Regions from separate parts of the Homo sapiens genome. Here region 1 is linked to region 2. A link is a loop called in an ENCODE intact Hi-C map of the cell type or tissue named here. Cell type or tissue: heart left ventricle. All regions are shown on one strand. Each heading gives the region's core, and the rest is flanking DNA. Links, peaks and the distances in the headings are about the cores only.

Region 1 (15,268 bases), core at 4,576-8,575, 870 kb after region 2:
GAGAGAAGAAGGAAGGATTTGGAAGGGGCTAGTACTAAGGACAACTGGGATTATATCCTGCTGGGATCTTTAAGAAAAGTAGAACAGTTGTTCCTCCCAGGGAGCCAAAACTGGGGGATATTTAAACACTGACTCCTGATGCTCATTGGTCGAGGTTGGCTTCCTGGAAAGTTAACTTCCTGACCTTTCTGGAGTGCACACTCCTGCCCTAATAGGTTCTGGGGGACCTAAGAAACCCTTCAGGCAGGCTGGGCACAGTGGCTCATGCCTGTAATCCCAGCACTTTGGGAGGCCAAGGAGGGTGCATCACCTGAGGTCAGGAGTTTGAGACCAGCCTGGCCAACATGGTGAAACCCTGTCTCTACTAAAAATACAAAATCTCATCGGGTGTGGTGGTGCATGCCTGCAGTCCCAGCTACTTGGGAGCCTGAGGCAGGAGAATCACTTGAACTCAGAAGGTGGAGGTTGCAGTGAGCTGAGATTGCACCACCGCACTCTAGCCGTGGTCAACAGAGTGAGACTCAGTCTCAAAAAAAAAAGAAACCCTTCAGGCAGAGAGTCACAGGTGCTCACCATTGGAATGTATTGAAATTGCAAGTGCAATACGAGAAGGCCAATGATCTGTCTACTACAGATAATCAATTTAACTTATATAATTTTCTAATCATTACAGAGAGAAATTTGCATACTCCAAGTGGATTTCAGATAACCAAAAATCTATAGAACTATGACCAATTTTTTTCTTTTATATTTTTCTCCATGAAGTTGTGTTTCCATGAATTATAAAACCTTAAGTGTAGGGGCTTCAAATTATTTTTCTGTATGTCCATGTAAGTAGACTCTAATAGAAACTTTGTAAATGTGTGTTGATTTCAATTAAATGTATTGAATAGATATTTGTTACATACCCACTGTGTGCATGACACTGGTTTCATTATGGGGTACACACAATATTTCTTCACAATTCCTGCATGTGCAATATATATACTTAAATTGAAAAGCCAAGAGAGGCACATTAGAAACTAAGTACAACCAGTGTTCCTAGGTATAATTAACAAGTCAGCCAACTCCACTGCAAATGCACAGAAGAATTGGTGATGTTAGAAAAGATACTACAGAAAAACAGGGCTTTCTGAAAAACTGGTAGAGTTTATGTGGACGGAAAGAGCAGGGGACCGCCTTCTGGCTAGGAGGTGGGGTGCTGGCCTTAGACAAGACTGTATAATACAACCTTAAAGGACACAGATCAAGCTGTGGCTGCTGACAGCTCATCAGTTCTATAGGCTAGCTACTGAAGAGTCTTTAAAAAGTTTTTAATTTAGTGGTGCTATCGTAAAACCAGTATTTTAAGAACATGATTTAGCAGAACTATTCAAGGTAGTTTAGAGGAGTAAAATATTCATGATGAAAGTCCATACAAAAGGGCTAGGCTATTCCAAGCAATGGAAGTAATTAAGAAAGAACACCGGTGAAATCTTTTTCTTCTTGGTGATATAAAATGTGAGAAGTGGCTGGGCGTGGTAGCTCATGCCTGTAATCCCAGCACTTTGGGAGGCTGGGGCAGGTGGATTACCTGAGGTCTCGACCAGCCTGACCAATATGGTGAAACTCTATCTCTACTAAAAATACAAAAATTAGCCAGGCATGGTGGCTGGCGCCTGTAGTCCCAGCTATTTGGGAGGCTGAGGCAGGAGAATTGCTTGAATCTGGGATGGGGAGGTTATAGTGAGTCGAGATTGTGCCACTGTGCTCCAGCCTGGGCAACAGAGCAAGAGTCTGTCTCAGAAAAAAAAAAAAAATGTGAGAAGTACTTGTCTCTGCTAAGAAATGGGACTAAGTCATGGTGCTGAGGCATGTGGAGTTTAGAATGGTGATGGACCATCTGGACAGCAAAAAGATTAGTGAGTGACTGGTAGAAAGGAAATATGAATTGCAGATACAGGTTTATGTGTCAAATAAATGGAAATGAGTCATGAAGTTAAAAACCACTCATCTGTATTTAATACTAAGAATATGAAAAGGAATGAGGTAGGAGCAGACTGTTGGGTTCTAAATCTTTAGGAAATACTTATAGTTTATAAATTGGAAGCTTGAGAGAAAAATCCAGAAAAAGAAAGAAAAAAGGAAAAATAACAGGCAGGAGAATCTGGACTAAAAAGTGCTTCAGTTATCAAATGAGATCAGTTTCAAGAAATGAAATATAAGGTGGCTTTCAGTAGTTATTACTACAAAAGTTTCGCTTTCTATGATTTTTAAATCATCAATAAAATATTTTAAATTCAGAGGAAGTAAGTATAAAGACTCAAAGTTCTATTTTCAGGTTTGATATCAATCCACATTTTTAACACATTAAGTTGTATTTTCAGTAATACACCACCCCTCTTATATTCTGTGTGTTTATATTTGGCAAACTTATTAGGTTACAGTTGACTTCTAGTCCCATGCTGCTTCTGTTGGGAAATACAAAGCTTTCTAAGGGGAAATCTTGTATCTCCTTTGAATCCTATATTAGCTATGTCTGCTGCAAGTTCATTCTGCACTGCGATAGCATTGAGTTAAAAATGATCTTTTGACAAGACTTTTGTTTATTTAGACACTAAAGTGAACTAGGAGACAGCTTGTAATAGAATGCTGGCTATTACTTTTTTTATAGCATTCTATTACCAAAATACTATGGAAGTGAGGAATTTAGTTGATTTTTTTTTTTTTTTGGCAGATTCCAAGAAGGATTAAAAGCCATGTAGAATGTCTCTCACACTCCCAATTGAAGTAGGAGTGTTATTTGGAAGTGTTTTCCATTTACGGAAAACCAAAAATCCTCTAAATTCAGTCAATGTGTTTAGAACTTTGTTAAGCTTGAAGTTATGATTCTACTATAATCATGTGTCCTTTTTCTCTTTAGGATAATGAAGAAAAGTAACAGAAAAATAACTTTTTTTTTCTTAGAGACTTGATAGAGATTTGTTTTAGGATTTTTAAGATTTTTGGCCAATTTGTTGGTGCAACATAAGAAAAGTGTTCAGGTTGAAGATATTCTGAAATCAAGTTATTCCTGCAGGAATGCAAATCAAATGTTGATTAAAAGTTGTTTGGATCACTGAGAAACAAAAGAAGAACTGAAACAACACATATATAGTAGTCATTGACAAGGAGATATACCTTTTTTATTTTTATTTTTTTTGAGATGAAGTTTAGCTCTTGTTGCCCAGGCTGGAGTGCAATGGCGCAGTCTAAGCTCACTGCAACCTCAGTCTCCCAGGTTCAAGCGGTTCTCCTGCCTCAGCCTCCCAAGTAGCGGGGATTATAGGTGCCTGCCACCACACCCAGCTAATTTTTTTGTATTTTTAGTAAAGATGGGGCTTCACCATGTTGGCCAGGCTGGTCTTGAACTCCTGACCTCAGGTGATCCGCCTGCCTTGGCCTCCCAAAGTGCTGGGACTACAGGCGTGAGCCACCGTGCCCGGCCTGAGATATATCTTAATACATAAATTCTGTATGGGCAAATTAAACCCATCACCTTGCCCCTTATATATCTGCTTCTTCATTTATCTAAGCATCTACACCAGCCTCACTCTTTGTCCTCATGCCCTTCACTACCCATGAGTCAATCTTTGCTGGATGTGTCAATCTACCCCATCCTTGCTGTGCCTTCAATGCAGACATTTTCTCCTATTGCTCTGTCAGAATAAACTTATGAAGGCCAATCCTAGTGGCACCCTAATAGATAAATATGAGCGGTTAAGCAAGAAGACCTGAGAAAATTATTGAGTGGCAAAATTTGATTATTCTGTGAAATCTGCTAAGAGGTAGAGAGAGTATCCCTTCCAACTCATCCTGCATAAAATACTCTTGCATTTAAACCTAGCTCAGATCTCTCTTCTGTGGATTTTCTGGGCCCCTTGAGTCCAAAGTGATGTTTTTCTATTCTGTGATTCCTGACAATTTGTTTGCATCACAACTGAAGGACCTACTATATTTGCCTTGATTGGCACACTTATAATACTCATGAGATGATAAGCTCTGAGGAAAGATCTGGCCCTTTTGATACTTTTTCCCTTCCATGTATAATATTATTTTTATAATCTATTAAGCACTCAATGTATTTTGATGAAATGGAATTGAAGCAACTTCTATATACTCTATCTTTTCATCTGTGAACTATGGTGGGTTCTTTGTTTAAAGTCCCTCTTATCCATAGGATTCTAGAATTCTATGATATGAATCTTCATCATTATTAGTATAGATTGTAAGTATATTTATTTTATTTTATTTTATTTTTTTGAGATGGAGCCTCACTGTGTTGGCTAGGCTGAAGTGCAGTGGCACAACCTCGGTTCACTGCAACCTCCACCTCCTGGGTTCAAGCGATTCTCCTACCTCAGCCTCCCAAGTAGCTGGGACTACAGATGCGCGCCACCAGGCCCAGCTAATTTTTGTATTTTTAGTAGACTTGGGTTTTCACCATATTGGTCAGACTAGTCTTGACCTCCTGACCTCATGATCCACCCGCCTCGGCTTCCCAAAGTGCTGGGATTACAGGCATGAGCCACCACACCCGGCCACCTGTAAGTATATTTCTAACTGGATCGTGTCTACTTCTAAAAGAATGAGTAGGCCAGTCGCGGTGGCTCACGCCTGTAATCCCAGCACTTTGGGAGGCCAAGACGGATGGATCATGAGGTCAGGAGTTCAAGACCAGCCTGACCAACATGGCGAAACCCCGTCTCTACTAAAAATACAAAAATTAGCTGGGCATGGTGGCACGCACCTGTAATCCCAGCTACTCGGGAGGCTGGGGCAGGAGAATCACTTGAACCTGGGAGATGGAGGTTGCAGTGAGCTGAGATCACGGCATTGCACACTCCAGCCTTGGCAACAAGAGTGAAACTCCGTCAAAAAAAAAAAAAAACGGGATGAGTAGGTCCATTCTGTTATATCTGGTCATTTGTGAATTTACTGTCTAACCTCCTCGATTCCTCTGTCTCCTCCATTCTCTCAACTCCTTTGTCTTTCCACCACATTGTCCCTCCAGCTTTGTATCAGCTTTCAGTTTCAGGCCACACTCTCCTCCTTCCTCCTAAGTCAAGGGTTCATGGATGTATCAAAGCCTTATTTGCTTGGCATCATCCTGGTATCACCTTCCTTTGCTCTGTCCCTTTCTCCCTGCTTCCTCCTGGCCCCCTTGTAACCTATAAATTCACTGACCTCACAGAAACTTCTGCATGATGACAAACCCCATTCTATGCTCACCATGTTTTTACCTGATATTCTCTATTATAAAAGTAGAGTAATTTTTAATATTTCTGTGAATAGTTGGGGAAGGCAGGCTTGTGGATTTGATGGGGGCCTTTTCAACCTCAGGGAATTCAACATCTGCTTTTCATAGGGTCCACGTTTTCCAAGGATGAGGTGTTGTGCTAGGCTCCATTAGGAATGGAGATAAAACCTGACACCTGGATCTTATCCTGAAGAAACTTATAATTTAATTGAAGAAAACCTGACATAAACAGAGACAACATTTAAATACAAATAGCCAGCTAGTAGGCATCTGATAAAATGATAAAGGTGAAACAAAAAGAAACAGAGATAGGAAAGTTGTTAACTGCTAACTAACTTTTTAGCTTATGTGTGAAATACATCACTTAAATGTTCTCACCTTCATCTTTTAGTACTTTGAAGAAAGGCTTACATCCAGTTATCTGCTCATGCAATAACCCTCTAAGAACAGTGAAGTGTACAGGTTTTGAAAGCAAGGGTTGTAACTTTGTAGAAGGGTTTTGTTTGTTTGTTTGTTTTTGTTTTTTTGTTCTTTTGGGTTTTTTTTGACGGAGTTTCGCTCTTGTTGCCCAGGCTATAGTGCAGTGGTGGTGCGATCTTGGCCAACTGCAACCTCCACCTGCTGGGTTCAAGTGATTCTCCTGCCTCAGCCTCCCAAGTAGCTGGGATTACAGGCTTGCACCACCATGCCTGGCTAATTTTTTTTTGGAGGGGTGGGGGGCAGAGTTTCACTCTTGTTGCCCAGGCTAGAGTGCAATGGCACAATCTCGGCTCACTGCAACCTCTGCCTCCCAGGTTCAAGTGATTCTCTTGCCTCAGCCTCCCAAGTAGCTGGGATTACAGGCACATACAACCATGCCTGGCTATTTTTTGTATTTTTAGTAGAAATGGGGTTTTACCATGTTTGCCAGGCTGGTCTCGAACTCCTGACCTCAGGTGATTCACCAACCTCGGCCTCCCAAAGTGCTGGGATTACAGGAGTGAGCCACCATGCCTGGCTGTAGAAGGGTCTTCTAATAATTTTTGTTATAGATTCAACAATAACTTGGAACATTACTTAAAAATTAAAATTTCAAGCAGCCAACAAACATGAAATAATGCTCAACATCATGAATCATCAGAGAAATGCAAATTAAAACAACAATGAGATGCCATCTTACACCAGTCAGAATGGCTATTATTAAAAAGTTAAAAACAACAACAACTACAACAACAGATGTTGGAGAGGATGTGGAGAAAAGGGAACACTTATACACTGCTGGTGGGAATGTAAATTTATACAGCCTCCATGGAGAACAGTATGGGAGATTTCTCAAAGAGCAAAATATAGAACTACCATTTGATCCAGCAATCCCACTATTGGGTGTCCACCCAAAAGGAAATAAATGATTAGAACAAAAAGATACCTGCACTCATGTGTTTCTCACAGCACTATCCACAATAGCAAAGTCATGAAATCAACTTCAGTGTCCATGAATGGATGATATTGGATACAGAAAATTTGATATCCATATCTGCAGACATACATCTACATATATACCAGGCATGCTAGTCAGCCATAAAATCTTATTTTTCCTTAATGTGCACAAGACTCATTTCCACTGTCTACCCACAATTCTCTATAAAACAATTAAGGGTTGATTGTTTCTGTCAGTGGGCGGTATCTGGCTCACACTAGCTCAAGAGAGCAGGCTGTTAAATATTCAGGAATATTGCCACCTGATGGTTAAAACTGGTCATAAATAGCTCGAAATAGGCCATAATGGGAGAGTGTACACTCTGGAAATTGATTATGTTCTTCCCCACATAGAGCCTGTTTCCTGGCGCACCATCTAATGGGGATGTCCCGGGGGAGAAGCTAAACATGCACTTTCCTGAAACTTGGAAAAGATGAAGCAGAAGATTATGTCACAGCTGCAAGGGATGTGGGACCAAATGCTGCCCCATGCCATCCAGATGAGCCACCCAGGGGAGCCAGCCAGGTAAGCCACCCAGGGGAGCCACCCAGCAGAGCCAGCAGATGAGCCATAGCAGTACTTCATGTCTTGCCACAACCGCCTAGCATAAAACCAGTCATCCTGAGTCTTTAAGAAAACCTGCTCTTTTCTGTTTCTTGGCTTGTACTATTTCTTTTATTTTAAAGCACACTTTATCCTCCAAACCCTCACCCCCATCCCCGGAAACACACACACACACACACACAAGTCTGTGCACACACTCTGAAGAATCATATGGCCTTTAAATATTGCGTCTCAATTCAGGAAACATTAGGAGGCATTGGAGTTCATTGAGTATTAGCCATATCACACCCACCTTTGACTAGAGAAGCTTTGGTTAGTAGCGACTGAGGATCCCATGGGAATGTCTCCCACCATCCCTGGTTGCTCTCTATGACCTGTAGTGACGTCAACACGAGGGAAGAAAGAAGATGGGTGAGGATATGTGACTGAGCAAATCGCTGAACAAATTAGAAAAGAACATTCACTTTGTTTTCTTTAACACACAGGACTCATATCAGGCCTTATTCCCTGGGGTCAGAGTGAATTTTATAAAAACAATTACCCTTTACACCAAAGTTGTGAATTTGCCGGAATGGTTTGCGATTATTTCCTTAAAGGAACACGGGAAATTTGTAGCAGAATTAAGATCAAGAAGTTCTGAGTCTCTAATCTTTCCTTAAAACATCTCACCAAAATAGAACTTTATGCCTAACATTTGTGGATTCACTGAAGCATATGTAAGAATTATGGGGAGAGGCCGGGCGCGATGACTCACACCTGTAATCCCAACACTTTGGGAGGCTGAGGCGGGCAGATCACGAGGTCAGGAGATCGAGACCATCCTGGCTAACACGGTGAAACCCCATCTCTACTAAAAATACAAAAAATTAGCCGGGTGCGGTGGCGGGCGCCTGTAGTCCCAGCTACTCAGGAGGCTGAGGCAGGAGAATGGCGTGAACCCGGGAAGTGGAGCTTGCAGTGAGCCGAGATCACTGCCACTGTACTCCAGCCTGGGCGACAGTGTGAGAGACTCCATCTAAAAAAAAAAAAAAAAAAAAAAATTATGGGGAGAAGTAGCGCCTGAAATCTGCTGCCCTGGATGATTTCACTGCTGTGATCCTTGTGTCCTGCCTTGAAAAGTACTATTCTCAGTTATTTATCAGAATAATTTAATACCAGATAAGCTAGTTTTAAGTGATTTTGGCAGCAATGAACATAAAGCAAGGTATCTCTGATGATGGAATTTCGGGCACTGCTATGAACTAGAGAGGAAACATTTATTGACTTCAGGGGATTTTCTGTTACTGTAAAACTGCACAGATGGATAGATGGTCATGTAATCTTTTTATATCCCATCTGTATAAGTAAAAGTAAATGACTTATGTGCGTTGCAAGGTCACATAATGACTGATAAAAAGAAACTATTTGGAGAAAATCAGGAGGGGAGAAATTTTAAAGGATAAACTCTCCACTAACACTAGGATAATCACTGAAACACCTCATGCTAAGCGAAGTAATGACTGCTTAAAATCATATATTAAATTATTCACAAATCATCCAAGAAATAATGACTTCATAGGGAGTTTCTGACACCAAAGAAATAAGGATATAATCTATTGAGTAATCCTCAGTAACACACTCCAAAATTGCCTTTTCTGGGGTAGTGTAGTTCTTTTTTTATCCAACCAATATCACAAATCTTGGCACTACAGTATGTCCCCAGCTTGTGAGTTGTTTCTGAAAGCCCATTTATAAAATTAGATGTTTTGAACTTCTAATCAATTTTCCAATAGAAAAAATGTTAAATGGTAGTGAAGTCCTCAGACGGACTCATTAAAAAATAATTAACTCATAAAATGTCGGATGGAAAGAGCAAAATAATAGCACTGGGGAATACTATTAACATCTGGATGAGTGCTCTTAATGTTTTTCTCTGCTACCTTGGGGATCTAGTGAGTTCTGGTCCTTTTATATTTTGACCTAGGAATGAATAAGCCTGAGAAAGATAAATTGCTTACAGTTGCAAAAACTGCTGACCTGACACCACACAGTAGATCTGTCTCTGTAGGCAGAGAAAGATCTTCCTGCCACAGCTTTCAGTCAGAGCTCACGTATCCAATACTTTTCATCGCTCTTATCCTTAACTACCAGTGAAAAAGTAAACTCCAGGAATACATTCTCCTCCACTTTCCTGCTCTAACTTTACCATAGTATTTTCCCCCAACCTCATTCTTCCTCTGCAAACCTTCAGACCAAACCTTTGCCTGCCTGCCCTTCCCACTCTAATCACATTGCTGTACTCGCTCTCACTTTTCCTTACATCTTCCATCTCTTTCTTAGTCCTGGCTGAAATCTCACTCTTCCAAGGAAGCACATTCTTTCCTGCAGCCCCTTCCTATGTAGGTTACTTACTATCCTACTTTCCAAACAATAGAAGCCCAAGAATCAGATGCAAGGATGTCAGTTTTCTTGCTTATATTTACTACTGCTCAGTGGTTTACCAGGAAGCTTGGACAAAATACAAAGAAATAACGAGAACAAATTAAGCAATTCTTTGGAGTTTCTGTCTGGCATAACATAATATTCTTGTCATCTCCTTGCTTCCTGGCATTCCTCCTTTTATGCATCAATTCTTTTGGCTCCTGGCTCAAGGAAGGTTCTCTCCAGCCATGGTGTCACTCCAAGGGCAATTTCTGTCCAAATCCCCTGTCTGTAACCCTTAAATACATCCATATGAATGACTTCTAGCACTCCAGTGTAACAATCCATTCGATGGACTTCACTGCAACCTGTAATTTCTCCACCGCTGATATCTCCAACTTTCATTCTCAACATGTTGCCCTGCCTACAGCTCATTCACTTTCTTATTCCTCAAAAGCCGCTATGCATTTGCTCCAAAACCTGCTAAGACCCAATACAGAGAAAGTAAATAGAGTTCCCAGAAAACCACCCTGTCTGTCCAAACTGTCAGGCTCACTCTCTTTGCTCCGTCCTTGCTAACCTAGCCCTTAGGGTCCATTACTTACTCACTTTCTCCTGATTGACCTGACATTCTGAATTTTTCTGTCCAATATTTCTTACAAAATATAACCCAGCATGAGTTTAGCATTCTTCCTTCTGCTCCTGCACCAAGGCTGCTGTACTGCTCAAGAAATATCATACAGTCATGGAGACTGAAAAATCTTACATTGGGAGTTCTTAGTTGAATTTTGGCAAGCTCCTTTTTGCATTTCTAAATTTCAACTCAATAAAACTATTTTTGATCTATAATTCATCTCATTCTCTGCAGTAGATTTTGCATCCTATGTCACTGAGAAAATTGAGAACATTGAGTAGGAATTTTCTCAATTAACTGCCCTGATCCTATAGGGGAACTTATAAGGCAGTGTGCCTAGGGCTGACAATACATTTAGGAGTCTATTAAAATGTTTTGTTTTTTTTAATCAGAAGGAAAGAAAGAGGAATTTTAGGTTGAAGAACATGTTCTAATATATAATATTTAGTATATTCAGCCGGGTGCGGCAGCTCACGCCTGTAATCCCATCACTTTGGGAGGCCGAGGAGGCGGATCACAAGGTCAGGAGATCGAGACCATCCGGGCTAACACAGTGAAACCCTATCTCTACTAAAAATACAAAAAATTAGCCAGGTGTGGTGGCAGGCACCTGTAGTCCCAGCTACTTGGGAGGCTGAGGCAGGAGAATGGCATGAACCCAGGAGGTGGAGGTTGCAGTGAGCCGAAATTGTGCTACTGCACTCCAGCCTGGGCAACAGAATGAGACTCCATCTCAAATATATATATATAAAATATTTTGTGTATTCACCTATAACCAAATGTGATTATTAACATATGTTAATATGCCCAGCAAGGCAAAATTGCCAAGGCCTATGAAAGTCACAATGCAGCCTAACCTATAAACTCAGCCCCACTTGCTTGTAGCTATGCTGCAGTACTCTGTCTCAGTGCAACTGCTGATAGGAGTGCTTGTCTTCAGCCCCTGCCTGTGCTCTAGGCACGATCTTGCTTTGTCCCTTGGAGGACCTTGTTCTATCAATGACCCCATCTGGTGCCCTGGACTCCAGCTTTCTTGTTTCATTAGTCTTTATCCTTTAGCATATAGAGTTGATTCTCATTATTCACAGTAGTTATGTTCTATAAAGTCACCACAGACAAACAATTAGTGAATCCTGGACCTTTGCTCCCAGGAAGGTACAGGATGAGTTAGTTTCTTGCAAGGTTCTGCTCACATTAGGCCAACTGGTCAATACATAATCTTGGGGTTTTGTGTGTTTCTGTTAAAGATGCATAATTTACAGCCTGGGCAACATAGTGAGACCCTGTCTTTACAAAAAATTAACATGAAAAAATTAGCATGGCATAAGGTGGTGTGGACCCCTAGTCCTAGCTACCCCTAGTCCTAGCTACTTAGGAGGCTGAGGCAGGATGATTACTTGAGCCCAGGAGTTTCAAGGCTGCAGTGAGCTATGATCGTGCATGCCACTGCATTCTAGCCTGGGTGACAGAATGAGACCCTGTCTCTTAAAAAAATACGTAAGCCAGGCTGGGTGCGGTGGCTCACGCCTGTAATCCCAGCACTTTGGGAGGCCAAGGCAGGTGGATCACAAGGTCAGGAGATTGAGACCATCCTGGCTAACACGGCGAAACCCCATCTGTACTAAAAGTACAAAAAATTAGCCAGGCGAGGTGGCACACGCCTGTAATCCCAGCTACTTGGGAGGCTGAGGCAGGAGAATGGCGTGAACCCGGGAGGCAGAGCTTGCAGTGAGCCGAGATCGCACCACTGCACTCCAGCCTGGGCGACAGAGCGAGACTCCGTCTCAAAAAAAATAAAAAATAAAAATAAAAAAATAAGCTAATATATATTGCTTATTCATTAACTTTGAACTCTTGGCCAATAGCAGTATAACTTATGTTTGAATGAAGCTTATCTAGCACATGAATTTTGCCCATAAAGCACATCACAACCTTCTTGTGCTTAGAAACATGGGGCAACACCTCAGCACTACCTTCAGGGGCCATTTCAAACAGTAAAATCACCTACAGGAAGCACAAAAATGCAATAGTGTGGCTTTGCACAGAACTATATATATATATATATATATATATATATATATATATATATATATATATATTTTTTTTTTTTTTTTTTTTTTTTTTTTTTTTTTTTGAGAGGGAGTCTTGCTCTGTCCCCCAGGCTGGAATGCAGTCGCGCCATCTCAGCTCACTGCAAGCTCCACCTCCCTGGTTCACGCCATTCTCCTGCCTAGCCTCCCGAGTAGCTGGGACTACAGGCTCCCACCACCACGCTCAGCTAATTTTTGTATTTTTAGTAGAGACGGCGATTCACTGTGTTAGCCAGGATGGTCTCGATCTCCTGACCTCGTGGACCTCGTGATCCGCCCGCCTCGGCCTCCCCAAGTGCAGGATTACAGGCATGAGCCACCGCACCCGGCCTGCACAGACCTTTAAAAGGGCACTTGTTTACAGTCTGCGAGCTTGAACACTAAAGCAGAGTATTCCCTTGTTTGACTCAGCTGATAGCACAAGCATGGGCGGGTCCCATGTTTCCCAACATCTGCAAATGGTTCCTAAAGCACAGCGGGTATTAGTTTTGGGGTTACAAATAAAGTTTAGCAAGTAGACAAATTCATCAGTACAGAATCTGTGAATAACTGGAATCAATTATACGCCGTTATGGACTGAATTGTGCTCCCACGAAATTCGTATGCTGAAGTCCTAAGCCCCAGTATCTCAGAGTGTGACTGTTTATGGAGATTGGGTCTGGAAGGAGGAAATTAAGTTAAAATGAGGCTGTTAGGGTGGACCCTAATTCAATCTGACTAATAATGTCCTTATAAGAAGAGGAGATGCAGACATACAGATACTATGAATACACCAGCACAGAGAAAATGTCCTGTGAGTCCCCAGCGGGAAGACGGCTGTCTGCAAGCCAAGTGGAGAGGCTTCAGGAGAAACCAACCCTATCCTGACCTCAGACTTTCAACTTCCAGAGCTGTAAGAAAACACATTTCTGTTGTTTAAGGCACCTAGTCTGCAGTATTTTGTTATGGCAGCCCTAAGCAGACTAATACTATACGTGCAAGCCACTATTAACACATTTTCAACACCAATGGACAATGTTATATGTTTATTTTATTTGACTTCTCAGTGGTATTTCACACAGTGAACCAGCTTTTTTCATACTAAAATTCTCTCTTTTCCTGGATATCACTGTCGTCTAGTTTTCCTTCTGCAACATTAGCTATTCCTTCCTATTTTTTATGTATGTGGCCTCGTTTTTCAGGGATTTTTTTTTTTACTAAAATGTAACATTATAAGAATCGTTATAAAATACAGAATACAATACAATGGAAAAAATAAAAATTATCTTTTATCCTAATACCAGGGACAATATACCTCTTCTGTGGTGGCCTCTTTATTCACCAGGCTCATAAACACTGCTGTCTCCAAAGGAACTAAGTTCATCTCTCTGCTCTTTGAATTATATGCATTGAAACTCGTTACCGTGGTTCACAAGCTCTACCAGATTTGCTGCCTCTCTGACTCGACAGCAGCACTCGCCCCCTTGGTATCCACACCAGAGCCACCCCGGCAGGTCTGTCCTTCCAACTGGCTGTTCTCCCTGAAGGCCTCTGCACCTAAAGCAGCCACCCCAGGCAGTGCCATGGCTGACTGTTCCAGGGGTCTCAGCATCTCTCCCTTTAGCCAAATCCCTCTTATTCCATACTAAAATTTCCCCTTTTCCATTCATTGAAGACTGTTCAAAGTTGTATTTAACATTTACCTATTTATTTACTATATAGCATTTACCTCCCTTCTTCCTCTAGAATATTAGGTTCATAAAAGAGAAAAATATTTAAAATAATGGAACTATGATTTTCAGATTGAGAAACTCTATTTCACATGTACTTTCCTTTGCCATTTTGAACATTAGGTAGTATCAATAACAATTCAAAAATTGTAATGGCTGTAAATGTGGCCTATTAAATAATACCACAAAGCCCATGCTAAAATTGCTAACTGGAAGTAAAAATGCATTGACATTACATAGACATCTTAGTCATGTATTTATTAATTCAACAAAAGCTTATCCATTCCCTGTTTTCCAATCACTGTTGTAGGTGCTTAGGATACAGCGTATCGCCTCCTTTTCCTTGTAAGATGAAAAAGTTGTCCTTCAGAAAACAAATGCATAGTGACCTCTTATAAAAGAGAAGGCATTTTTAGTGCTGCAGTGAATTGATAGTGTGCGCTTTCTAACCATTGCACATACAGTTATATTGGAATTTGGATTCTTTTAAAGCAATGTCAGAAAAGTTTAGACTGCAAGAAGCCAACATGCTTCACTTGGCTTAAAGATGGAGATTTACTGTCATTTCTTTTCTTTATGTCTCTGTGCATTTGCGTTTTCATGATTCTAGAATCACTGGTGTGGAAAGTCAATTATTGTATGTATTCTTTGGGACCATATATACTGCAAAATACCAAATTAAAAACATGTTTCCTTTGTGTGAATGTGGCCTAGTTAATGGTTTTTATGTACACACCAGTTCTATGGCCAGTAAATAAGTGAAACCTCTGATTTACAGGGCAGCGTGAAAGAACAGCCATCACTCCATTTCTTAGGAACACTACTGAACTGCAGAGATTGATCTCTACTTTCCCAGATCATAGTGAAGAAAGGGAAAAAGCCTTACACAAAGGATATAATTGGGGCCTTATCAATTGTTTCTTCTTTTTAGACAAGCAATGAAAATTACAATTTTCATATTTAAATATTTCTTCATACTTTGATTTATTTTTTCCTAAAACAAGCAATATTTTCCAAGTAAAGTTTTGAAATATTTCTTGAAAAACATTGCCCGATGGCAGATAAAATAGTCAAGTAAAAACTCTATGGATACTTTCATCTTCTGATGGGCTAATGTAATTAGCCAGAGAGTAGCTC
Region 2 (14,198 bases), core at 10,199-14,198:
CAACAAAAACAAAAAACAACAACAAAAAAACCTTTTGTTCTTTCTCCACACCCTACCGCCCCTTGCAAGCTTTTGGCTTATAACGGGAGAAAAGCCCTTCCCACACCTTAATCAACCCTTGGCTTGCTCAAGGCTTTTTCATCACTTTTTTTCTGGTCCAAGAACAGAGAGAGGATGCTTATGGATTACCTTTGCCAACTTCTGATTTTGTAATCATAAGAGGATTCGCAAGCTGAGAATGCATCCAGTGCTTCTCTCTTCCTATCAAGTGTGTAGAAGTTTGCATGCACTTGGTCCCTTTATCGGATTCCCAGCATGCACAGAATCTGCTCTGGGCATGAGTAAATTAAACCTTGTTAATTACATGTATTAGTCCATTTGTGTTACTATAAGGGAACACTTGAAACTGGGTAGTTTATAAGGAAAAAAGGTTTATTTGGCTCATGGTTCTACAAGCTGTATAGGAAGCATGGTGCCAGCATTTGCTTTTGGGAAAGCCTCAGGAGGCTTCCACTCATGGCAGAAGATGAAAGGGAAGCAGGTGCATCAAAGGGCAAGAGAGAGAGCAAGAGATGCCAGGGTTCTTTAAACAACCAGCTCTAGCATGAACGAACAGAGTGAGAACTCACTCACTACCATGGAAGGGCACCAAGGCATTCAAGAGGGATCCACCCCCATGACCTAAACACCTCCCACCAGGCCCCACCTCCAACACTGGGGACCCCATTTCAACATGAGTTTTGGAAGGGACAAACTTCCAAACTATATCATTGTCTTTTTATAGAACTTAAATACCAAAAGTGATGTAAAACCTCCCCTAGCAAGCCATTAAGACAGAGGTGTGAAATGTTATGTCTGTAACTCTTGGAATTTTTTTCTAGTTGGGTAGGACCCACTTATGGTTGGTATTTGAAATTACCCACCAAAGCTGTGCACAGTAGCTCATGCCTGTAATCCCAGCACTTTGGGGGGCCAAGGCAGGTGGATCACTTGAGGTCAGGAGTTCGAGACCAGCCTGGCCAACATGGTGAAACCCTGTCTTTACTAAAAATACAAAATTAGCCAGGTGTGGTGAAAGGTGCTTGTAGTTCCAGCTACTTGGGAGGCTGAGGTAGGAGAATTGCTTGAAACCGGGAAGTAGAGGTTGTAGTGAGCCGAGATCACACCACTGCACTCCAGCCTGGGTAGCAGAGCGAAACTCTGGCTCAAAAAAAAAAAAAAAAAAAAAAAAAAATTACCCACCAACGACTCAGGTTTTGAATTAAGTCTTGAAGCTGGGATCCCTTTTACCATCCAAATGCCTTGGGAAGAAGGCCGGCAGAAGGCCTCCCTGTGTCAGCTCATTACCCACTGTTGAGCATGACAGCTTAGAGAAATGATGAGAAAAGGAGGGGGAATATGAAATGAGGGCCTGTGTGGACTTCACGGGGTTGGAGGGGAGAAAGAGTTGGCACCAAAGAGGCAAGAGGAAGAAAAGGAGAACAGACTGGAGTCACAAAGACCAAGTTTGTGTAAGAGACAGCGAGAGACAAAGAAGGGAGCCCAGGCAGGGAACAGCGGGACAGGCGGCTCCTGTGCTTGAGGAGATCAAGGACCAGAGGTTCAGGACAGTGCGTTTGGAGTTGCAGAGAGGCTGGGGGAGCAGCACGCTGGCTAGGGTGCAGGATGGAGCCTGGTGGCTTTGAACACTTGGGGGAATGGTGGTTTGCCTTGTGAGTGTATGATCAGAGGGGACTAAAGGGCCCAAGTCAGGACTAACTGACATGTCAGCAACTTCATACCTCCAATGGGGCCATCAGAGGTGCAGCAGACTCCTTTGGGTCAGGCCAAGGTCAAGGAGTTATGCAGCTTCCTCAGTGGTAGGATGAATGGGGTGTTGAAAAACTTCCCTGGGCAGGTGGACTCTGCCAATACCCTGGATGTGTTTCTGACACCAACACTTCTTTCTTTCTTTCTAACTTTTATTTTAGGTTTGGGGATACAAGTGCAGATTTGTTACACAGGTAAATTGCCTGTTGTAGGGGTTTGATATACAGATAATTTTGCAATTCAGGTAATCAACATAATACCCAAAAGGTAGTTTTCCAATCCTAACCTTCCTCCTACCCTCCATCCTCAAGTAGGCCCTGGCATCTGTTGTTTCTCTCTTTGTGTCCATGTGGACTCAATGTTTAGCTTCCATTTATAAGTAAGAACATGTGGAATATGGCTTTCTGTTGATGTATTAATTTGCTTAGGTTAACGGTCTCCAGCTCTATCCATGTTGCTGCAAAGGACATGATTTCTTTCTTTTTGATGGCTGCTTAGTATTCCATGGTGTATATGCATTACATTTTCTTTATCTAATCCCCTGTTGATGGGCATCTGGGTTAATTCCATATCTTTGCTATTGTGAAGAGTGCTGCAATGAACATGCGTGTGTCCGTATCTTTATGGTAGGATGACTTTTTTCCTCTGGGTATATACCCATTCATGAGATTGCTGTGTCGAATGGTATTTCTATGTTAAGTTCTCTGAGAAATCTCCACACTGCTTTCCACAGTGGCTGAACTAATTTACCTTCCCACCAGCAGTGTAGAAGCATTCTGTCTTCTCTGCAACCTCACCAGCATCTATTGTTTTTTGACTTTTTAGTAATAGTGATTCAGACTGGTGTGAGATAGTATCTCACTGTGGCTTTGATTTACATTTCCCTAATGATTAGTGATGTTGAGCATTTTTTCATATGCTTGTTGGTTGCATGTATGTCTTCTTTTGAGAAATGTCTGTTCATGTCATTTATCCACTTTTTAATGGAATTTTTTTTTTGCTTGTTGATTTGTCTAACACCAATATTGCTTCGCTTCTTTTTTTTTTTTTAATAATTTTTTTAAGACTGAGTCTCACTCTGTTGCTGAGGCTGGAGCACAGTGGCACGATCTTGGCTCACTGAAACCTCTGCCTCTCAGATTCAAATAATTCTCCTGCCTCAGCCTCCTGAGTAGCTGGGATTACAGGTGCATGCCACCACACCTGGACAATTTTTGTATTTTTAGTAGAGACGGGGTTTCACCATGTTGGCCAGGCTGGTCTCGAACTCCTGACCTCAGATGATCCACCTGCCTTGGGATTACAGGCATGAGCCACTGTGCCCGGCCTAACACCAACCTTTCTTAATCAATTTTTACTTATTAGGCAGTGTTTGGACATAAATCATACTCTCTATATTATATTTTTTATACCTCACAGAAAGCCTGGTATGGACAGGATGTGTATTTTGTTTTCATTTTCTTGGAGTCTTGATGGGATGGGTTAGCAAGAGATGAATAACACATTTCACAGTAAATAAAGGATACAGAATGGCACTCAGGACTGGAGAGAGAAATATGGAAGTCACCTAAGAGAAGGTCACAGAAAGAGGGCGGGGGTTTACTCCAGAGACATGCTTCACCTGCTTCTCAAATTGGTTCCCAGCCCAAGTTCAGTAGGCTGTCTCCAATAGTAGATTTAGAAACAATTATAGCAGATTTGGAGGCAAAGTTTAGACCTGGAAATCCCATGAAATAAAGAGTGGAATGGCATCCAATTGTTTTGATAAAGTCTTGATTGTGCTCGGGAAATAACACCGCTGATAACCCAAATGGAATTAACACCTTTTGTCATTAACTTGACACTTCTCGCACAAGCTAATGAACAGCTTATAGTAAGCTCAACTGGTAACTTTAGGGGCCTAGAAAACTGGGTTATTGACTCACTTCGGACCCACCCTTCCTTTATTGAATTTGGAAACATCTGTGTGAGTCTTGCACTAATCCTTCTTGAGTTGGCGCAACACGATGGTGTTGGAAAGTTTCACGGAATTCGCCACATTCATCCTTTAATTAGACTAAACTTGGATTTAAAAGCTTCTGTGTGATTTGAAAAAATCCAATCTTTGGTCTCAGACTGCTAAATCCTTTGGGAATTTTGAAGTGCAAATACACAATCATAAGACAGTGTAAGGTTCTGTTAATCTTAAGAATATGTGAGTCATTTTAAACCTAGAGTATTTCAGATTTAGTCATTTCCTTCATATGAAATCCAACTTTCCAGCATAAAAATTATAAAGCATAGATACAGTTTTCCAGCATGTAGAATTACAAGCCTAAAATATGAAAACTGTGTGTGGATGAAATATTGCTAATGTGGCTGCAGCATTTTGTTGAGATTTTGATTTTAAAAATATTTTTTACTTCATCTGAACTTTTCTTTTTTTTTGAGACAAAGTCCTGCTCTTTGACCCAGGCTGGAGTGCAGTGGTGTGATTACAGCTCACTGCAGCCTTGACCTCCAGGGCTCAAGCAATCCTTCCACCTCAGCCTCCTGAGTAGCTGGGACCAGAGGCACACACCACCACACCCAGCTAATTTTTAAATTTTGTTTTGTAGAGGTGGGGTCTCCCTTTGTTGCCCAGGCTGGTCTCAAACTCCTGGGCTCAAGAAATCCTCCTGCCTTGGCCTCCCTAAGTGTTGGGATTACAGGCGTGAGCCACCGTGCCTGGCTGGTCTGAACTTTTCTTCTCATAATCTTTCTTCTCTATTCTTTCTTGCTTCTCTTTTCTCACTGTTCAGTTTTACATATGTTCATTTTCTCCATGGATCAGTTAGTTTCACACAAAGAAAGTTTCTACAGCTGAGTAGGGTCCTCCTAAAGTTCCCCCACCCCCACATTATGGTAGTCAATGGAGACACTGAAAGTAATTCCCAGTTCTTTGGGCAAAGTAGTTTGCTCAACAAATATGTATTGAATGGATGAGTTTTTTGAACGGCACAAATTTAAAGGCAGTACAAATTTTATTTTTTGAGTAGGTTAAAGCACTTATGTTTAACCATTCTCACTACTTTGGAAGTCACAGACATCTTATTGAACAGTATAACATCTTGAATTGCCTTCTTTTTTTGTAATTAGAGATTTATCTGTTTATTTTTGAGACAGGCTGTCCCCCAGGCTGGAGTGTAGTCTGGTGTGATCTCGGCTCACTGTAGTCTTGACCTTCCAGACTTAGGTGATCCTCCCACCTCACCTTCCCAAGTAGTTGGGACTACAGGCATGCACCATGACAACCAACTAATTTGTGTTTTTTTGTTTTTTTTTTTTTTTTTAGAGATGGGGTTTCGCCACATTGTCCAGGCTGGTTTCAAACTCCTGGGCTCAAGTGATCCGCCTGCCTCAGCCTCCCAAATTCCTGGGATTATAGGTTTGGGCCATCATGCTTGGCCTGTAACTAGAAGTTTAAAATGTACTATTTTTATTTCAATAGTGTCATTTGTTTCTTAGAAGACTCATGTGAGAAGGGCAGACCAATAATTAGTAGCCTCATTTCATAGATGAAGAAAAACAGGTTCAGAAAAGTTAACAAGATTTCAGGCTCATAAAACACAAGGGCAAGAGTGCAGCAGTTTGACCTTCATTAGTTCTTTTTATATTTTACTTTACTACCTTCAGTAGAAAGCAGAGGTAACTATGGCAGAGAGAGGGGGGACATGTGACTGTATTAGAGTGGAGAACTGTGGAAATCATTATTGCCATTTAACAAATACTTCCAGTTTTTCTTTTTCTGGGCAAGTCGTAGGATTAGTTTCCTGCACCATTTGGGGTGCTATATGCCTATACGACTTCCTTTGTCAATGACATATGTAGGTCTTTGGCCAATGACACATGTAGGTATGACATGTGCCTTTTCCAGGCAGATGCTTTAAGGTTCAGTGCATGAATTGATACATTCCTTCCCCACTGATGCAAGGATTCTGGAAACACATGCCAAGATTAACTTTAGTCAAACCGGATCTTTGAATGCCCAGGGTGAAGAGAATCTCTTCACTGATATGCACGGGACATATGTAAAGTCATAAATTATTTTTTGTTGTGTTCAGCCTCTGAGATTTTGTAGTTGTTGTTTTTGCAGCAAAACCTAACTTATTCTGATTGATATAGAAATTAAGGAGCATAAATGGGTAAAGAATGCATGGATCAATGGGTGGATGGATGGTTAGATGAATGAATGAATGGACCAACATAATAATTAGCAGCATGGTGGTTCCTCAAAAAGTTAAAAATGGAACTATCATATGGTCCAGGAATCCCACTTCTGGGTATATATCCAAAAGAATTGAAAGCAAGGTCTTTGAAGAGAGATTTGCACAGCCATGTTCGTAGCAGCACTATTTGCAATGGCCAAGAGGTGGAAGCAACTTGAATGTCCATCCATGGATGACAGGATAAGTAAAATGTGGATGCACATACAATGGAACATTGTTCAGCCTTAAAAAGGAAGGAAGTTCTGACCCATGCTACAACACGGATGAACCCTGAGCAAATTATGTTAAGTGAAATAAGCTGGTCACAAAAAGACAGATACTGTCTGATTCCACTTATATGAGGTACCTATTGTAGTCAAATTCACAGAGACAGGAAGCAGAATGGTGGTTTTCAAAAGTTGGGGGTGAGGAGAAGGGAGTAATTGTTTAATGGATATGGAGTTTCAGTTTTGCAAGATGAAAAAGTTCTGGTGATCCACAATGTAAATACACTTAGCACTACAGAACTATATACTTACAAATGGTTAAGATAGTAAATACAGTTTATGTGGTTTTTTTTTGAGACGGAGTTTCACTCTTGTTGCCCAGGCTGGAGTGCAGTGGCACGATCTCGGCTCACTACAACCTCCTGGGTTCAAGCGATTCTTCTGTCTCAGCCTCCTGAGTAGCTGGGATTACAGGTGCCTGCCACCATGCCTGGTTAATTTTTGTATTTTTAGTAGAGACAGGGTTTCCCTATGTTGGCCAGGCTGGTCTCGAACTCCTGACCTCAGGTGATCCGCCTGCCTCGGCCTCCCAAAATGCTGGGATTACAGGTGTGAGCCACCACACCTGGCCTGTGTGTGTGTGTGTGTGTTTTTACCACAATAAAAATTAAATAAACAAAACAAAAATGCACATGGAAACATTTTTATTTAAAACAATAAAACAAAAACTTTTTTTTCTTTTTTTGAGATGAGTCTCACTCTGTCGCCCAGGCTGGAGTGCAGTGGCACCATCTCAGCTCACTGCAACCTCTACCTCCCAGGTTCAAGTAATTATCCTGCTTCACCCTCCCGAATAGTTGGGATTACAGGCATGTACCACCATGCCTGGCTAATTTTTGATTTTTTTTTTAGTGGAGCTGGCGTTTCACCATATTGGCCAGGCTGGTCTTGAACTCCTGGCCTCAAGTGATCCACCTGCCTTGGTCTTCCAAAGTGCTAGGATTACATGCGTGAGCCACCATGCCTAGCCCGATAAAACAAACTCTTTATTGATGGCACCTGGCACTTACTCATCCAGGCAGGCACTGTTCTTTGCATTTTATCTGTACCGGAAGTTAATCCTTACAACAACCCTATAAAATAGATACCGTTCTTATTCCCATTTTACAAAGGAGGAAACTGAGGGAAACAGAGGCTGAGTAACTTGCCAAAGATCATTCACTAAAGGAGCCAGGCAGTGGGGTTGAGTCTGCTCTCTTAATCCCTCATTGTTACTGGCTTTCTGTAACTTCCTGGAGATTTTCTAAGTTAATTAAGTTAATATGGTGTTCATTAAGAGATATTTTCCAGAATGATTAAGTTATTAGCTTCTTTTTGGCTCACACTGAGTATGGCCAAGAGGCGTTTTTTGATGATATTGTGCAAAGTTTGCATCCCTGTTGTGGGTTTAACAACCTAGGACCCTCTGTTTGGGCTTTTTCTTACAGAATAATGATGAATGTAGCAGTGAAGCTCTAACATCATATACATCAGCCAGAGTCAGGAAAACCTCCGCACTTACTTGGGAAAGTGGATTTCACTTTCTGGGGCTTTGGTTAAGGACTCTTAACTTCTTGTATGATACCCAGAGACAGAGCAGATTTCTGCACCAAATGAATGCTATCTTATAATTCTACAACTTTAACAATGTGCTAGCATGAGGTAAGGTACTATCAGGTTCCTTTTAAAGAGGTGAGGTGAAGACACATGTATTGACACGCATTCAGGATTCCCCTGACCCACTGTTGGCTTGACCCTTGCTTCCTGGGCTACAATACGACCCTGCACCCAGTCTTAGAAAGTCAGGCCTGTCTTTGGTCTCTGCAGACTGACTGAGGTTTCATTTCCAGCTGAGTTGGTCTCAATACATAAACATCTACTGAACAAGAAGAGAATATTTTATTTTATTTTATTTTTTAAATTCAGGGAATACATGTGCCAGTTTGTTACATGGATATATTGTGCAATACTGAGGTTTAAGCTTCTATTGAACCTGTTACCCAAATAGTGAACATAATTCCCAATAGAAAGTTTTTCATCTTGCCCTCTTTTTTCCCTCCCACTTTTGGAGTCCCCAGTGTCTATAATTCCTGTTTTTATGTCCATATGTAGCCAATGTGTAGTTCCCCCTTAGAAGTGAGAACATGTGGTATTTGGTTTTCTGTTCCTGTGTTATTTCACTTAGGATAATGGCCTCTAGCTGCAACCATGTTGCTGCAATGGACATGATTTCATTCTTCTTTTTGTGGCTGCATAGTACTCCACAATGTATAGCGTACCACATTTTTAAAATCCAATCCACTGTTGATGGGCACCTAGGTTGATTCTATGTCTTTGCTATTGTGAATAATGCTGCAATAAGCATATGAGTGCAGGTGTCTTTTTGGTAGGAAGATAATATTTGAATATCTTTACTAACTAACACATCCACCTTATTGATTCCTCCTAACTTCACAGGTTGGGTTTAATTTCTAGTTTAATAGAATTATACCCTATGTGCACAATTCTTTGTTATTTCCTTATAGGTGAAAAAACAGTTATCAAAAACTGTGTACTGAGAAGTTCTTTCTTGGGGCCAGGTGAGGGCACTCCTGTCATCTCCCAAATACCTCTCAGGGTGACAAAAAGAAAAAAATAACTGCTTTTGTTTAGTCAAGTTAGATGACAATAGCTAGTTTGCTTAGCTAATTTCTATTTCTATATATCTATATAGATCTATATGTCTACAGATCTACAGATTTATATATCTATAAATACATCTACATATCCAGATCTGTATCTGCATATATTTCACTTTGGATGATAATACCACATTCAGTTACATTCACTGGTTTTCAACTCTGGCGGCACATGGGAATTGCCTGGGGAAGTTTTAGAAAACTTTGAATTCTCAGCTGGCACCCCCCAAAATTCTGATTCTGTTGGTTTGGGGTGCAACATGGGCATTGGTAATGATAAAAAAAAAACAAAAACATACCCCAAGTGCTTTTAACATGTAAGCATGGTAAGAACTACTGCTGGAGTGCTAGTTAATTAAAAATGGGCTTGTTAGGGGTGAAAATATTAGAAATTGGTTTTCTAATTTAAATCAGTGTATGATTCACCTGCATGATAAACATGGTGCTATAAAAGCATGCGTTTGTCCCCTGTGAAGAATGGCTGTGCCCCAGATTCGGAAAGCTATCCAACTTGGGTTGTTTCACTAACATTGATCCTAACTTTGCCTTTTGTCCTGGGGCAATTCCTTCCTTCCACCTTTCTCTGGCTACTGGCTGACCTTTTCAGCTGCCACCCATGCTCTTGGCCCCCTCCCGGGCACAGCCTGCAGCATGAGTCTGCTGGGCCAGTCAAGCTCTTCCTCAGGTTGCTCTGTCATTGCAGAGATTTCTGGGACGCTCTCTTGGGTTCCCTAAGCCCTTTTCTCTCCCTGATCCCTGCACTGGCCTTCACGGCACAGTGGTTCTGCTGTTTCTCCTTCTGCCTGGCCGAGGCCAGGCTCTCCCTGAAAGGCCCTCAGGCCTCTGCCAGCCAGGGCCAACACGTTCCACATTTGGCCCCTCTCCCCATGTGAACTCAATCAGTAACAGAAGCCCATCTGACTAATAGAGGATTAGTCCTCTCTCACACTGCTATAAAGATACTCCCTGAGACAGGGTCATTGACAAAGGAAAGAGGAGTAATTGGCTCACAGCTCCGCGTGGCTGGGGAAGCCTCAGGAAACTTACAATCATGGTGGAAGGTGAAGGGGAAGCAGACACATCTTACACAGTCACAGGAGAGCGAAAGAGAGAAAGAGGGAAGTGCCAGACACTTACCAAACAAGACCACTTGAAAACTCACTCACTATCGGAACATCAAGGGGGGGAATCCGTCCCCATAATCCAGTCACCCCCCACTAGGTTCCTCCCTTGACATGTGGGGATTACAATTCAAAACGAGATTAGGGTGGGGACACAGAACCAAACCATATTACTCCCAGTCACTGTGCCTTCTCACTAAGCTAGAACACAGACTCTTAAATGTGGAATTTATTGGAACACGGTGGCTGTAGAAGGCAAAAGGCAGGTGAGCTGGCCTAAGTTGGCCAGGATCCCAAGAGGCAAGCCTTTCCACAGTGCTCCTCTTGTCTCTGAAGGATGGGCGTTCACATTTCCTGTGTAGGCCACCACCAAACTGTGAGAGAACTCTGCTATGATTCTGTAACCAGGTAAACACAGCCCTGGTAAGTTGCTGTATCAGCTATGAATGCATTTTTTTTTTTTTTTTTGAGATAGACTCTTTCTCTATTGCTCATGCTGGAGTGCAGTAGCAGATTCATAGCTTACTGCAGGCTTGAACTCTTGGACTCAAGCGATCCTTCTGTCTCAGTCTCCCAAGGGACTACAGGCATGCATTACCACACCTGGCTTTTTATTTTTTTATAGCGATGGAGTCTCATTATATTACCCAAGCTGGTCTAGAACTCCTGGCCTCTAGTGATCCTCCTATCTCGGCCTCCCAAAGTGTTGGGATTACAGATGTGAGCCACCACACCCAGCCTGAATGCACCTTGTGGTGGCCTCAGAGGTCTACACAGAAGAGTGGGACTGCTGGAAAAGATCTACAGAGACAGGAGTGACAAGTAGGCTTAGTGGCTTCTAGGCCCAGCTGTGCTCCTGACTGTGTGATGTTCAGTAAGCACAGTTGTTTTGGGCTTGTTTTCTAACCAGTGAAATGTGGGATGGTGTGCTAGAACTTCCTACCCTTCGGTGTGCCTGTGAAGCTTGGGGATCTTGTTAAAATGCAGTTTCTGATTCAGTAAGAGAGATCTGAGATTCCACATTTCCCTAATGCCACAGGTTCTTGCCCCTGCTCCTTGTTCATGGGCAGCAAGATTCTTGCCCCTGAGGCCTCTGAACTCTGTAAGTCCTCCAAGATCTTATGTGGTCCTTGGTCACAGTCTCCTCCTTCCCTCCTATCCCCACTAGACATTCCAGTCCTCAGAAACCTCATTTCTCTGCTCATCCCTTTTTTTTTTTGGCAAAGTCTTGCTCTGTCATCCAGGCTGGAGTGCAGTGGTGTGATCTCAGCTCACTGTAGCCTCCGCCTCCTGGATCAAGCGATTCACCTGCCTCAGCCTCCTGAGTAGCTGGGATTACAGGTGCCAGCCACCACATCCAGCTAATTTTTGTATTTTTAGTAGAGACAGAGTTTCACCATGTTGGCCATGCTGGTCTCAAACTCCTGACCTCAGGTGATCCGCCTGCCTCGTCCTCCCAAAGTGGTGGGACTACAGGCGTGAGCCACCGGTCCTGGTCCTGCTCATCCTTCTTTAAGATCCTGTTCTTCCTACATCTCAGTGCTGTGTCATCTTCCTTCCCGAGGGCTCCAGCATTCCAACGCAGATGCTCACCGACCTTGTTTTCCAGCGAAGTTTCTACTCCTTGGTGTGTTTCCATGAACACCTGGCTAGGTAAAACGAGATGGCCTGCGTCTTGCTCACCCTAACAGCACTCACGTGCAGTACTGACGGACATCCCCTGGACTCAGAGTTGACCTCTACATGAGAAATTGTAAAGCGGCACATTTAATTAAGCAAGCCAACCACATCCCACCTCAAAATACTCTTTATTATTCATCCTTTCTTCCATGAAAGCTTTGATATGGTGGATCTTTGGTGAGCATCCCATTCTTTAAATAAAAGTAACTCAGAAGCTAATTTAAAGAAGATATGCTCTTGGAATTTAACGCAGCTCTTGGAATTTAACGCAGCTTAATTACATTTTTAGCATAATGGTCATATGGAGGACTTAATGCAATTGAAGTTAATAAAAGTATTATCACTGTGCGGGAATGTCTTGCGGGTCCTTAAACTTCAGTGTGCACTGATGCAATTTTGGAGCGCTTCAGAGAAAGGATTCAGAATTATGAATACAAAATGTTTGCAGGTCCTCTGGGCGGAGGCTGTGCCTGTGCCTAGGCTAGCTCTCCATGTGCTATTTTTGAATGAATGAATTGAATGAAGGAACCTCCCTAACTTCCTGGTTCTGGGACCCCGTACTACCACCAGATGGCAGTATAGTATCAAATGTGGAAAGCGGATAGACACTTGCACTGATTTGCTTTTTATGTCTCAACAGAACGTTTGCACCTACACTTTAAATTGCATCCCGTGCTCTGCAACTGCTCCTGGTTTTCTTTTGGCAAGACAATCTCACTCTCTTTGCCCAAACTCTGAAGTATTACAGGCACCAGCAATGCGGTCAGTGCAGGTTAAGAAACTGTAATGTGCCATGGTTTACTCCTTAAACTTTCTTATCAACTTTTTTCCCTTCTGTTTCATGGTACTTTCAAATTGCATTTATTATAAAGCAAATAGAAAGTGTTTCACATAACTTCTCCCACAAGCAATTTTAATGAGCTTTGGCTTTAGTAATGGTTTTAATCATGTTAGACTTGATCTTCTAGCCACACAGCAACCACATCAACCCCTCTCCCAATTTGACAAGATTTTGAAAAACTAACACTTGTTTTATGTAATTAAAGACACACCTGTATAGCACACAGAGGTGTTCATTTGTCTAATGCAATTGGCCAGATAGAGACTCGTTTCTTTCTTCCACCCTAAAATCAATTTTGGGGTTTTGTTCCCTTAGTAGATACCATCTGAGTACTGGCAAATATGCAACTCAAGTTTTAGCTTTAAAGGCAAAGAACCAGCACTTATGTCTTAATACCATCTCTAAAATCAGTCTCTAGTGATGACAGATGCAGGTCTTTTTATTGAGAACTGTCCTCAGAATTTAAATTGGGTTTTTTGTCAAATAAGTTCGCTTAAACACACATACATCTTGAGTTATCGAATATAGCATTTTATAATGATATATTGAAGAATAAGGTAAAAAGCTTCAAAGCTGGACATTTTCCCACTGTGCTATATAGTTGAAAATGCGTCAATAATGACAATACTGCTACATGAGAAAGCCAACATGCTAACTTGTGTCTTGTAGCTTTCTCTCCATCCTTCATATGTGGTAAAGACTCTGGGATCTGCTCTCAAAATTCTACTTTATAACTGAATATAAAAAGTTTATGGCTGGCATATGTATACTATACATGAGTCAACACGTGGGTTAGATGTAGGCCACTGATAGGTACCTAAGTTACAAAATAATTCTTTAATGAGTAAAACTACTGGAGAGGTGAACACTTTTACAGTGTCTCTGGCTTTAAAAAATAAGATTGGCATGATAGCTAAAGCAGGGGTTCTAATTGCATAACTTAATTAACACCGAGACTTACTCTGAAAAGGATCTGCAAAATGTTACTACTATGGAGATCCTATGCGAAGCCTCTTACATGAGAAAGATCGGCCAAGAAAGTAGCGTCCACTCTATTAAAATTTTTTTTAGCCACTAAAGATTCCTATTAGGTAAAGTAAGGAGAACAAACATTTTAGCAGGATGTGCAGAACAAAGCCCCTCCCATCCCACAATGATTGATGCCCCATCATTAGCAGGGTAGCTGCCCATTTCTTATCTTGATTGACAGGTTAATAAGGGACCTGGGGCTATCTTTTCAGTATTAACACACAATCTTACCAATTACTTTTAAATTATTGCTAATCTGTCAGAAAATAACAAGCATAAGGAATAAAAATATCCGCGAAACAGAAACGTCTGCTGAAGCAGCTTTTACTTCCGGTGCCTTAAAAGGTTCAGTTAGAAAACTTGCTAGAATTTAGTCAATAGAATTTAGGCACCGGCAATTTTTTTAAAGAAAAACTTGTAGTTTATAATAGTTCATTGGTTCAATTAGGAGCGAAAAAGAAGGGAGTTTTGTAATGCAATTGTCCAGCAAAGGAAAACGCTTTAAATTGGGGGATTATGTGCGCAGACCACCTGTGGGGCATTCAGAG

What was found. A loop is a pair of places that touch in the nucleus more often than their neighbours do. Peaks named below come from ENCODE experiments on the same cell type or tissue, not always from the same donor. Only the 100,000 strongest peaks of a DNase experiment are listed, where the experiment ranks them.
Region 1: a loop joins it to region 2, with 5 times the contacts of the local background. A loop is called at or near these places in 30 of 110 quality-filtered maps.

What each region holds. Positions count from the first base shown.
Region 1 is chr10:36,497,969-36,513,236 of GRCh38, forward strand. No RefSeq gene overlaps it. Among named protein-coding and RNA genes, the nearest start is that of LINC02630, 610 kb to the left of the region's middle. In heart left ventricle, for the core only: a CTCF peak has its summit at 7,029 (motif pointing left); no DNase peak of the experiment used is centred there.
Region 2 is chr10:35,623,343-35,637,540 of GRCh38, forward strand. No RefSeq gene overlaps it. Among named protein-coding and RNA genes, the nearest start is that of MIR4683, 11 kb to the right of the region's middle. RefSeq lists enhancers at 13,112-14,198, 14,153-14,198. In heart left ventricle, for the core only: a CTCF peak has its summit at 12,352 (motif pointing right); no DNase peak of the experiment used is centred there; H3K4me3 peaks cover 361 bases.